Linked DNA regions of Homo sapiens: region 2 is linked to region 1. A link is an interaction called in ENCODE POLR2A ChIA-PET data of the cell type or tissue named here. Cell type or tissue: OCI-LY7. All regions are shown on one strand. Links, peaks and the distances in the headings refer to the core of each region. The heading gives the core; the rest is flanking DNA. Region 1 has its middle 17 kb from the start of CYBB. Region 2 overlaps CYBB (cytochrome b-245 beta chain).

What was found. ChIA-PET counts read pairs that join two places held together with the same protein. Peaks named below come from ENCODE experiments on the same cell type or tissue, not always from the same donor. Only the 100,000 strongest peaks of a DNase experiment are listed, where the experiment ranks them.
Region 2: POLR2A ChIA-PET joins it to region 1 with 6 read pairs; 5 of 35 experiments call an interaction of 5 or more read pairs at or near these places.

Annotation. Positions count from the first base shown.
Region 1 is chrX:37,760,751-37,766,139 of GRCh38, reverse strand. No RefSeq gene overlaps it. Among named protein-coding and RNA genes, the nearest start is that of CYBB, 17 kb to the left of the region's middle. RefSeq lists a silencer at 2,548-2,597. In OCI-LY7, for the core only: no CTCF peak of the experiment used is centred there; no DNase peak of the experiment used is centred there.
Region 2 is chrX:37,812,397-37,817,785 of GRCh38, reverse strand. CYBB (cytochrome b-245 beta chain) reads right to left here. Exons shown (of 13, transcript NM_000397.4): 13 at 4,325-5,389. Among named protein-coding and RNA genes, the nearest start is that of DYNLT3, 32 kb to the left of the region's middle. RefSeq lists an enhancer at 3,847-4,046. In OCI-LY7, for the core only: no CTCF peak of the experiment used is centred there; a DNase peak (open chromatin) is centred at 385; H3K4me3 peaks cover 1,077 bases; H3K27ac peaks cover 4,442 bases.

The DNA.
Region 1 (5,389 bases), core at 262-5,261:
TGGAGTTTGTGGAAGAGAATGTCATGGTGGATAGAAGTGGTTCTCACAGAGATTAGGAATAGGTCACGGAATAAAACAGAATATCTGTCCCAAGAAATGATATGGCCGATAAGGGGCTTTCCTGTTCATGATGATGATCATGGAAAAAAGGGATACACGATAATTATTGCTGGTTTTCCTTTTCCTGTTTTATAGTCCCTTTCTGTTGTTTATATCTTCATAAAGCTAATTAACAAGCACAACACAACATCAACCTTGAATTAATGGTCATCTTGTGGGATAAGGCAGAAGCTAGTCCTAAATTGAAGTAGATTAGCTTCCTATCAACAACATTTACAGGCTTCTATTTAAAAACAAAATGAAACCAGATCCTTGTGGTGTGCACATGTCTTCCTAATCCCAGCCAAGCTCTTTCTTCCCTATCACAGCCTCAGCCATTTTGAGGCATCTCACTCCCTCACCTCAACCCACAACATCTGCTTCCCCTCATTTCTCTCCAGTAAGACCTTACTGAGGTTGCTGTCAACTTCCTATTGGTAAACCAGGGGTTATTCATCAGCCTGTTTTATAGTGGACATAAAAAAGTAAAGCAGATAATGAATATTTATTATACTTTAATATGAGATTATTCATTTGTGGCCATTTGGGAGATTTACAGAATTGCTTTCTGAGACTGAGTATCTCAGTAATTAAAGAATCCTAAGAAAGTCAATCAGCAAGACTGCAAATGAATCACAAGATTTTACTTTCTCATGGATGTGCAAAGACATCTGCACACTCTGAACTTGAAACTATAAGCATAAAGTGTGAATACTGCCCTCAGTTCAAGGAAATGAAGGTATTCAGACTCAAATCATATTTGTATATAATTCTGAGACTACACCCATTTTCCTTGCTAAACTTTCCTGGCCTAAATGGATTAAATAAATATTTTGAACACAGGCAAACATTTTGGTGGAAGTGAAATCATAATTTTTTTAAAAAATTGATGACTATGGAGTAATTTAAAATTTTCTATTTGCTTTTGAAATTTAAATATCTATATCTATATATAATTGGATAAATATCAGTCCTGTAAGTGTGGTTCAGTTTTAAAAGTGCTGATTGGATTTAAAAATGAAACATGCCTGGCCAGATGTGGTGGCTCATGCCTGTAATCCCAGCACTTCGGCACGCTGAGGCTGGGGGATTGCTTGAGTCCAGGAGTTCGAGATCAGTCTGGGTAACACAGTGAGACCCCGTCTCTTCAAAATAAATAAATAAATAAATAATAAAAAATAAAAAAATTAGCTGTGTATGGTAGTGTGTGCCTGTAATCCCAGCTACTCAGGAGGCTGACGTGGGAGGACTGCTTGAGCCCAAGAGTTTGAGGCTGCAGTGAGCAGTGATCATGCCACTGCACTCCAGACTGGGTGACAGAGACCCTGTCTCAAAAGAAAAAAGAAAAAAGAAGAAAAGAAAAAGAAAGAAAAGAAACATGCCCATCAAATTGGTGAAGGGTCCATGGATTTATGATACACATTTGACTATAGATCCCAAAACTCTCATGAAACAGCTAGCAATATGTCCCAATTATGAGCAATGCTTGGGTCTCAGGTGAATATATACAATTACTATGTTGATGAAATAGCTGAAATCAAAGAGGCATCATGAGCAATGCAACCCTAGAGTCAAAATGAGATTCCCTCTGGCTGTCTCCACTTCACATCTCCCCAGAATAGTTTAGTTTGTTAAATACCAGCATAGCAGGCATTGTCTTGACTATTCCAAATGTTTTATCATCTCCCTTCTTTTCTGTTGTCCTCAATATAAAGGATGAAAAACAAATAATAGCTCTTCCAAACTTCCTTGAAAGTAGCCTTCAATAATCTTCCAAAGGAGGGTAAAGCATTGTTGGGAAAGGTTTTCGTTTTATTAAAAAATAATAATAATAATGAAGTCAAGATGATGTCAGCAAAAAAGACAATGTAATTTGTCCCTTTCTCCTCACACCCATTTGTTGAAGACCTAATCCTCTGTGTCACTGTAATTGGAGACAGGATCTTTAAGGAGGTAATTAAGTTTAAATGAGGTCATAAAGGTGGAGTCCTAATCCAATAATCCTAATTTTTTGTTGTTTAAGCCACCAAGTCTCTGGTACTCTGTTATGGCAGCCTGAGCTGCCTAATAGTCATACAGGTGGAGTAAGGAAATCTAGGGGCCTGTATATCCCCAGAACCATTGAAAAATCTGTGAAAAAAGCAATCAGGATGAAACTTCTCAGGACCCTGGAAGATAATGAAAGGTTTACAGCAACTAAGTGAATGCTCAACCAGGAGAAAGCACAACATGATAGCTTTGTGGCATTTTACTTTTGTTCCACCCCACTCCTTCTCAGTGGGACAGTGATCTTCAGACAGAATTCTTCATTCTGATTGTGGGCACCTGGTTCTGAAGGGAGAAGAGCAGATATTGTTTCAACAGAGCAGAAAGTGTTTCAGCAGAGCAGAATAGTGTTTGTCTGTTTTGATCTGTTTGGGGGTTCCCTGAAGAACTGACACAAGGTGCTTAATTTTGTTTTACCTAATTTGGAGCTTTCTCAGGGTAGAGAAGTGGTTATGTGAAGTTCCTTCCTCAAAACTTTGAAAAGCAAGCCACTATCATCTAGGGCAATAAATAAATAAATAAAAACATTTGGAACAAACAAAGGACACAATAAAACTCTGGCAGGAAAATCTTTGGTGTGAGATTCCTTGGGTGAATAAGGGCTTTGAAAAGCTTCCATGTAGACTAGGAAAACTAAAGCCCACACACATGTCCTGGGCAAGATACATACTTGGAAAATAGCTAAGAAGAACTTAAACTTCTACCTCTGGCTGATTTCTAGGCTCAGAGAAAGCAGGAAGTGAGGGTAAAGGCAGAAGTATTGTCTTTATTGAATTTCTCTGTTTTATTTCTTTACTGTTTAAATTTTTTTAATTTGTGAATTAGCTTCATTTTAGGTACCACTTTAAAAGTTATATGTAGGAAATGTATGTATAATATACTAGCAGGTATCTAAGAAAATTGGTTTAATCAAATCTTTATTTTTCTGACTGTGCCTTGTTTTATATATTTGCTTGGAAACAATAAAATATTTTATATACTTGTAGAAAACCTAATTTATATTCAAAGAGCAATCTTTAAAATTCAAAGCGAAATTAATGAACTTAACTATGTAACAAAACTCACTTTGAATAGAAAACCAAAAGATTTTCATGAGATTTTCATAAAGACCTTGCCATCAAGTACATTTTCTTTTGTTTTTGTCACAATAAAAGAAAGGACAAAACTGAGAGTGATATCCAGAGTCTTACTTTCTTCTAAATGTCATGAAGAGGCAGATCTAGCTATTCCTCTAATATTAGCTCAGATATTGAGAAAATATAGTCATAATTGTATCTCTTTGTTTCTAAATCAAGAGATAAATGGTGCTAGTGCTTTTGGTGCAAAGTTGCTAAAGGATTTAGGAGCCAAAGACAATCAGTCAAAGAAGGAATAGCCAAGAAAATTTAACTTAATTTTATAGTACTCAAGGAAAAGTCATGGGTGGAAACTGTTAGGTCAAGCTCTGAGGGAGAACAATGAAAGATTAATGAAAAAAATATATGCCTTATTTCTCTCAGTGTTAGTGACTACATCTTTCTCAAAATTATATATCCTCTTCAATGCAGCATACTTTACTTTTATTTAAATTACTTAAATGAAGAGCTTTAATATTATAGAAAAAGCATAACTGAATGTGAAAGTCAGCTACACTCCTTTCAACTGAGTTAATCCATTAGTGGAAGTCTAGCTGCATAAACCAGGCACCACATCCAGGTGGTGGCATCAACAGCCACTTCATGTCTCCCATATCCACTGGTGGCACCTTCATGGATTTCTCAGCATGTTGCTTGTTTTAAGCAGGGCATTTAGTTGCAAACAACAGAAGCCAACTTTTGATTAACTCTGTCAAAACATAACTTATCAAAAAGCTACACAATGTCTTGATAGATTGACAGGAAGGTTGGAGAAACAGAAGGGGAAACAAGGCAAGAATAAAGGGAAGCCAAGGTGATGCCAAAGGAAAACATCTGGATCAGTGGCATCTACCACCAGCACTGGCAGTAGAATGGGATTCTAAACTCTCCTACTTCTCATCAATATATAAAGTCCTGGAAGCATCTCATTATGTTTCTGCTTTTGCTCCATCTGCCAAGAATCAAAGAGAATAAATATTTCAGCTTTTCGTCTTCTGTCACAGTGGTGGATTCTTCAAGCACAAGAAGGAGCTTTATAGGATGGGCAGCTAAGGATTGGGTAATTTCTATCACAGCACCAGTGAGGAAAGTAAATGCTAGAGTTTTGGTCACACCCACACACATAATGCCTTTTCCAGTTAAGACAGTCTGTAGAAAGAATGCTGCAGAAATTTGTGCATCCATGAGACACAGATGCATAGGAAATCAAATTTTTATATTCTGTTTCCAGAGATTCTACTACCTTTACCTATCTCCTCTCAGCTTTCTAATCCCTCAGGCAGTACATCTGCCCCTCTGAGAGAGGTTGAAAGGTGAGTGGGTTTCATCAATAAAATATAAATGGTATAGACAATGGTACATACACTAGTACATGTTTAATAACTGCATCTCTGGATTTAGAGAGGCAGCCCTGATTTGTAGAATTTGCCCATTTCTGTGGTGTAAATACTTCCACCATGGCAGATTTCAAAGATGGTTATATTTAATATCCAGTTTACAAAATTTCTGAAAGTTTAGCAATTAGCTTTCATGACCAAGTATGCAATGGCTTTGGCATAACACTGAGTGGATAAGAGTGACATAAGGCCTAGCAGTTAAGAGGAAAAATAAACTTGCTAAAAGTATGTGTGAAAAGAAAAAGAAAAAATGGCCACTGTATTTCTAATATATATTTATCAATTTGGAAAAGAGAAAAGAGAGACAAGTAGGAAATTAGAGAGTCACAGTTTCAAGGCCCATCAACTGATAAGTTATAGGAAATGATGAACATAAATGTAGCCTAAAATAAGTGAGGTGAGAGAACTCCATGAAAACAAGCAGAGAAAATAATTGATCTACTGTTTTGGGTTAGAGAACTTATTTAAAGAGGCTTGAGAAAAAAGAGCACCTGGAACAAATCTTGAGGGTTAGATATATTTATCATTCATTGCTACAAAAATGTTGCATAGAAACTACTGCAGATCATCGTGGCTTAAAATATTAATCATGCATTATTGTTCTTGGGTCCATGAGTTGTCTAGGTAGTTCTCTTGGTCTTCACCAGGGTCACTTATATATCTGCACTCATCTTTGGGTTGGATAGGTGGCTCTGTTGATCTTGGCTGAACTCATTCATATGTTTGAAAGGC
Region 2 (5,389 bases), core at 178-5,177, 52 kb before region 1:
TGGCTACACTTTTCTGATACCCTTTAGACTTAGGCAAAAATCCTATTTTGCATAAACATTTAGGCCGGCTTAACTTGAGTTAACCCTTTTGTGAATAGACTGTTAATATCATTGCCAGATTGTAAACTCTAATTAATAGTCTCACTCCTTTAGGTTCTAGCCAGTACAATGACCAGAGAAAAATCTCAGTATACATAGCATTTGTTGAATAAACATGTGAAGTGAATGAATGAATAAATGCAGTACAATGATGCTCTTAGGTTCTATTGAGGCATATGGAGCTCCTTTTCTCTTACACTAACTGGCCCCAAGCTGCTATGCTTTTAAGTGTTTGAGTCTGCTTTGCAGTGTTTCTTTCTTTGCCCTTCCTTAGGTTCTCTGATGTCACTTGTTATCATTGTGTATGTACCTATCTCTAGAAGTCTTTCTCTCTTAACTTGCTACTTCTCATCAACTATGACTTTGGGACCAACATGACTAAGCTGGTTATGGCAAGTACACAACAACTCTGAGTGAATTTCTGACTGACTTCGCCACTGTTTAATGTACCGTTTGTGGATTTGAGCTCCTTTTTGGTTGCTCAGACATTGTCCTCACCCACTTACCCACAGTTCATACTTCTATTTCAGATAGTGAGATAGCCAGTAGCTTATTTCTACATGAATGGAATGACGTGCTAGTTATTGGAGCAGAATTGAAATAAACTACCTGTACTTTCCAGATGGCAACACCTTTTATCTGAGCCCAGGGACTTTCACACTTCCAAAACACGTATGACTCCACGTAATTCATGACAATTCAGAGGATATAGTATTTTACTCATAGCAAAGCTAATATATTATTCATGGCAATCCCCAAAAAAGGGCTATGTGGTATTAGCACAGATACAATCACCTACAGCTCTCACCCTGAACCCCCATCTCTCTTTCAACAATTTTTGATGCCATTTGCATCAGCGGTTTTGTTATATAACAAACTACTCTGAAGTTAGTGGCTTAAAACAACAAGCATTTAACATTTCTCATGCATCTACAGGACATCTGGGTGGTTCTGAGGATGTGAACTGAACTTACACATGTATCTACAGTCATCTGTGGATGGCCTGGGCAGTTTTGTTAGTCTTGGGCTCTCTCTCACATATCTGGGGTCTTAGGGCTGGGACTAAGTAGGCTGACTCTGCTCTGCCCCATAGGTTGCACCCTTGAGCGGGCTAGCCTGAGCATTCTGTATGGAAAAGGTAGAGAAGCAAAAGAGAGAAGAGAAGCACACTAGGTTTCCTGAGACCTAGACTCTGGAACTCACACGTCACTTTTGCCACATTCTATTGGTCAGTTCGTTATGAGAATAGCCCAGATTCAAGGGATGAGCAAAAGGACTCCTCATGATGGAAGGAATTACAAAGTCACACTGCAGAGGATGTGGATCCAGGGAGAAGTCGGAAATCTGAGCCAATTTGCAATCAATTCAAGCATTACTGTTTAAAAAAAAACAATAAAAAACACACTATTCATTATATTCCTTATCTTGTTTTTTCTATTAATATGGTTACCATTCATTTGTTTTACATTTTCCCCCGATTCCCATCCCCTCACCATTTGATAAACAATATCTCAAAGAGGAAATGAATTTCTCAAAATGCATTTTTATATTTACCAAAAGGAAAGGAAAGTTTTGTGATTATTTTCTATAAAGGAAGGGCAAAAACTCATGTTCTTAAAGGCTGTTTTGCATCTGACTTTCTTTGTGAGTTGGGCATGGTCAAGCTTGCTGTTGCCTTCGATCTCAGTAAAGCCATAGGCATGTTTGTCCCAGCGGAATAAGCACTGGGTAAGGAATGCAGCAGGAAGTTGATAACATAGATGTGAGTGTGATATTTTAGCCGCGAGTTATGCAGAGCCCCCACCTGGAAAACAGGATAATCAGATAGCTGTGCTGATCTCCAATAGCTTGGTCTGGAATAACTCCCATGTTAATAGTGTTCCCTGATGGTTTTCAGCCAATGCAAGCACATTTGCTATTCCCAAGAGATGTTTAGGTAGCATAATTTTTTTTTCTTATCAATCGACATAAAGATTTCTAAGAATTGCCCTAGAATCTCTTGGAAATAACGAAGTCGTTTTCATTCCTTATGCCCTGACTTGCCCTCATCTGATCAGAAAAAGTGATGTTTAGTGTTTTCTATGAGCATAAGTAGGTTAGTGATTTTATTATTACTGAAAAGAGGAAGTGATATTTAGCAATCAAGGGATCTAACATAATGCTAAACTTGGTGATTTCTTTATAATCGAATGTAATTTTAAGATTTATGAAGATCTTTTGGACTTTATTTCTTATATAAATCAAGTTTGCTGTCTTTGGAGCAGTCCTCTATGAAGTAGGAAGAAAATACTTCGGGCTATTTTCAAAAGTCAGATAAGCACAGTCTTCATGTCATTAGTTCTTCAGAGTAAAATCTAGAAAATAAGCTCACAGTGGCCTCTGCTCATGTACAACATTTCCTAGTATTTTTTAAATCCAAGAAGAAGTGTATTTCAGGATTTAGTTTCTTCTTATAATTTATAGCATCCCACTTCCTTGAAAATTATGAATCTATTAGCAATAAGTATTAACTGGAATATCCAATTACTTAGACTACCTCATTCCCCAACCACTACAACAAGATAATAAAGGCTACAAGTTTAAATGAATCTCAGGCCACTTGGTTGATCATTTTTCCAGGTTTTAAAAATCTCTAGTGGTCAGATTTCCTAGCCTCTGTCAACACTTTGTTTTTTGCCCAACTGAATTTATGGTTGAGAAATTTAGCTCCTTCCTCATGCAATCTTATTACACACAGACACACACACACACACACACACACACACACACACACACAAAACTATAGACAACAGCTGGCCATTCTCTGAAAGACAGAAATTGTTTATAAATAAAATAAATATAAATGAAAAAGTAGACTTAATAAATATTATTGAGTCACCCTACAGCCTTCTTTTCTCCAAGCAAAATAATTCCATTTTTTGATAGGTTCTATTTTATCATAATTTAAAAGTAAAAATGAGCATGAATCAGATTAACCAGTGTTTCTAAACTAAGATACCAAGCTACTTAAATGGTATAAACTAGAGATTTATGTTACCACTGTTACCCAGCTATTCTTGGTACATAATTTGTACCTAGCATAATTGCTTTGAAAATATCCTTAGTTTTTGGCCGGGTGCGGTGACTCATGCCTGTAATCGCAGCACTTTGGGAGGCTGAGGCCGGTGGATCACCTGAGGTTGGGAGTTTGAGACCAGCCTGACCAACATGGAGAAACCCCGTCTCTACTAAAAATACAAAATTAGCCAGGCGCGGTAGCGCATGCCTGTAATCCCAACTACTCAGGAGGCTGAGGCAGGATAATCGCTTGAACCCGGGTGGCAGAGGTTGCGGTGAGCTGAGGTCGTGCCATTGCACTCCAGCCTGGGCAACAAGAGCAAAACTCCGTCTCAAACAAAAAGGAGAGAGAGAGAGAGAGAAAGAAAATATCCTTAATTTTTTATACCTAGTGTAATCTGCTAGTGTAGTATAAAGGACATGGAGTTTGTCCCCAGAAAGATGTGGATTGAATGTTGACATAGTCACCCAATAGTTATGGGTACTTTTCCTTCTCATTCATCTTCGTTCAGACTGTTTTCTTATCAACAAAATTAGGATAAAACGGCTACCTTGTAGTGTTGCTGAGGGATTAAATAAAGTGTATGTAAAATGTTCGGCATAGTAGGAGGTGTTTACCAAATGTTGGCTATTTCTATTACTGCCATTTATTTTAGGTAATGTCCTTTCCCTCCATGGCAGCACCTGTTGACTCCCACAGGAACATGTCATGCCCACACCCCTATGCATTTCCTAAATAGTGGAGATCGTAACCGGTTGACTCATTTAGAACAAGGGCTATCACAGAAGCATGAGCATATATGCCCACAATTGCTCACAATTGCCCACAATTGCCCATATTGCCCACAATTGATGATACTCAATTGTGAAGTTAGAACATGAAAGTTCAGTAGACGTGGAACAAAGATGTCACACTGGGGCTTCTTCGTTTCTGAAATTCTGTCTATGACATTAAGTTGCCCTCCCTGTCCCTTATATTAGTGTTGTGAGGATCAACAGTATTCAGCACAGAACTTAGTCTTCAGCTTTCACTTCCCAATCCATAAACCATGAAGTGTTTGGCATATCATATACAGAAACACAGAGTGTCTCAACCCCACCGGGGTAGAGAAAATTGTTACTAGCTGAATTTACCCTTTAATACAAAGATCAGTAACACAGACACAAAGAAAGCTCATTCATTTTAATAGTTGAGCACAGTTTTAAGAATTCCCCGTAGGAATTATCTCCCAGGTCCCCCGCTAGAATTATTCACATACAAAGCCTGCAAGTATTCAAATTTCACAAACACAATTGCAAAAGCAGAAGAACTAAGAAAAACCTTCATAGTCTTAAGATTAAAAACAATGCTTCATCATTCTTAGAGTACCTGTTAATAAATGCTAAATACTAAGTGCTAAAAAAAAAAAAAAAAAAAAAAAGCTAGGCTGGCAGCTGGCTGCTGGTGGCTGGCAGCTGGTGGCTTGAGAGAATAAAAAAGGAAACTTTTATAATGACAAGCACTCTTATATTCATTTTTTATCTCATAACTGGATAACACAGGGCAGATCTCTCTACTTTCATAACTTAGTTGGTTTTGAAGATAGAAAACCTTGGAGAAACACTCTCGGAGCAACAAATGAAGCTGGTTTTAATTATGCACATAGGTTAGAAAGGGCCAATATTCTCAGACTCCTTATAACTGAGGTACCCTCTCCAGTTCATACTTTGGTGTAAAGAATTGAAACAATAAACAGAGCCTGACTCATAGTAATAACACAATAAATATCTGTTGAATAGATGAATTGATACCTGAGGTGCAGTGTGAACAGGCTGGACCTAAGTGTCTCTAAGCAGAAACCATCCTGGTACATTTCAGAAAGGCTATATTCGCACAGCAGGCCTTATTTGTCAGACCTACCCTCAGTGCCCTGAGGATTCTGGGAGACGAAAGGAATAGTAGTATGACAAAGAACAACTGAGTTCTTATTTAGTTCATCCTAGTCCCTTGAATAATCCCCCTCAGCATCAAAATTTGTGACCAGATTTTAAAAGATTCAATACCATAGATAATCAAAACAACATCAATATGTGTATACCTCCTTCAATTATATTCTATACATATCAAACTTTAAGAAATCTGGGGCAGGGAATGACCAATATGAGACCCCCTTCCCCTCTCTCTCCCTTTTGCCTTTTTTATTTTCTCTCACTCTCCCATTCTCTTTTCTCCTTATTTCCTTTTCCTCCTAAA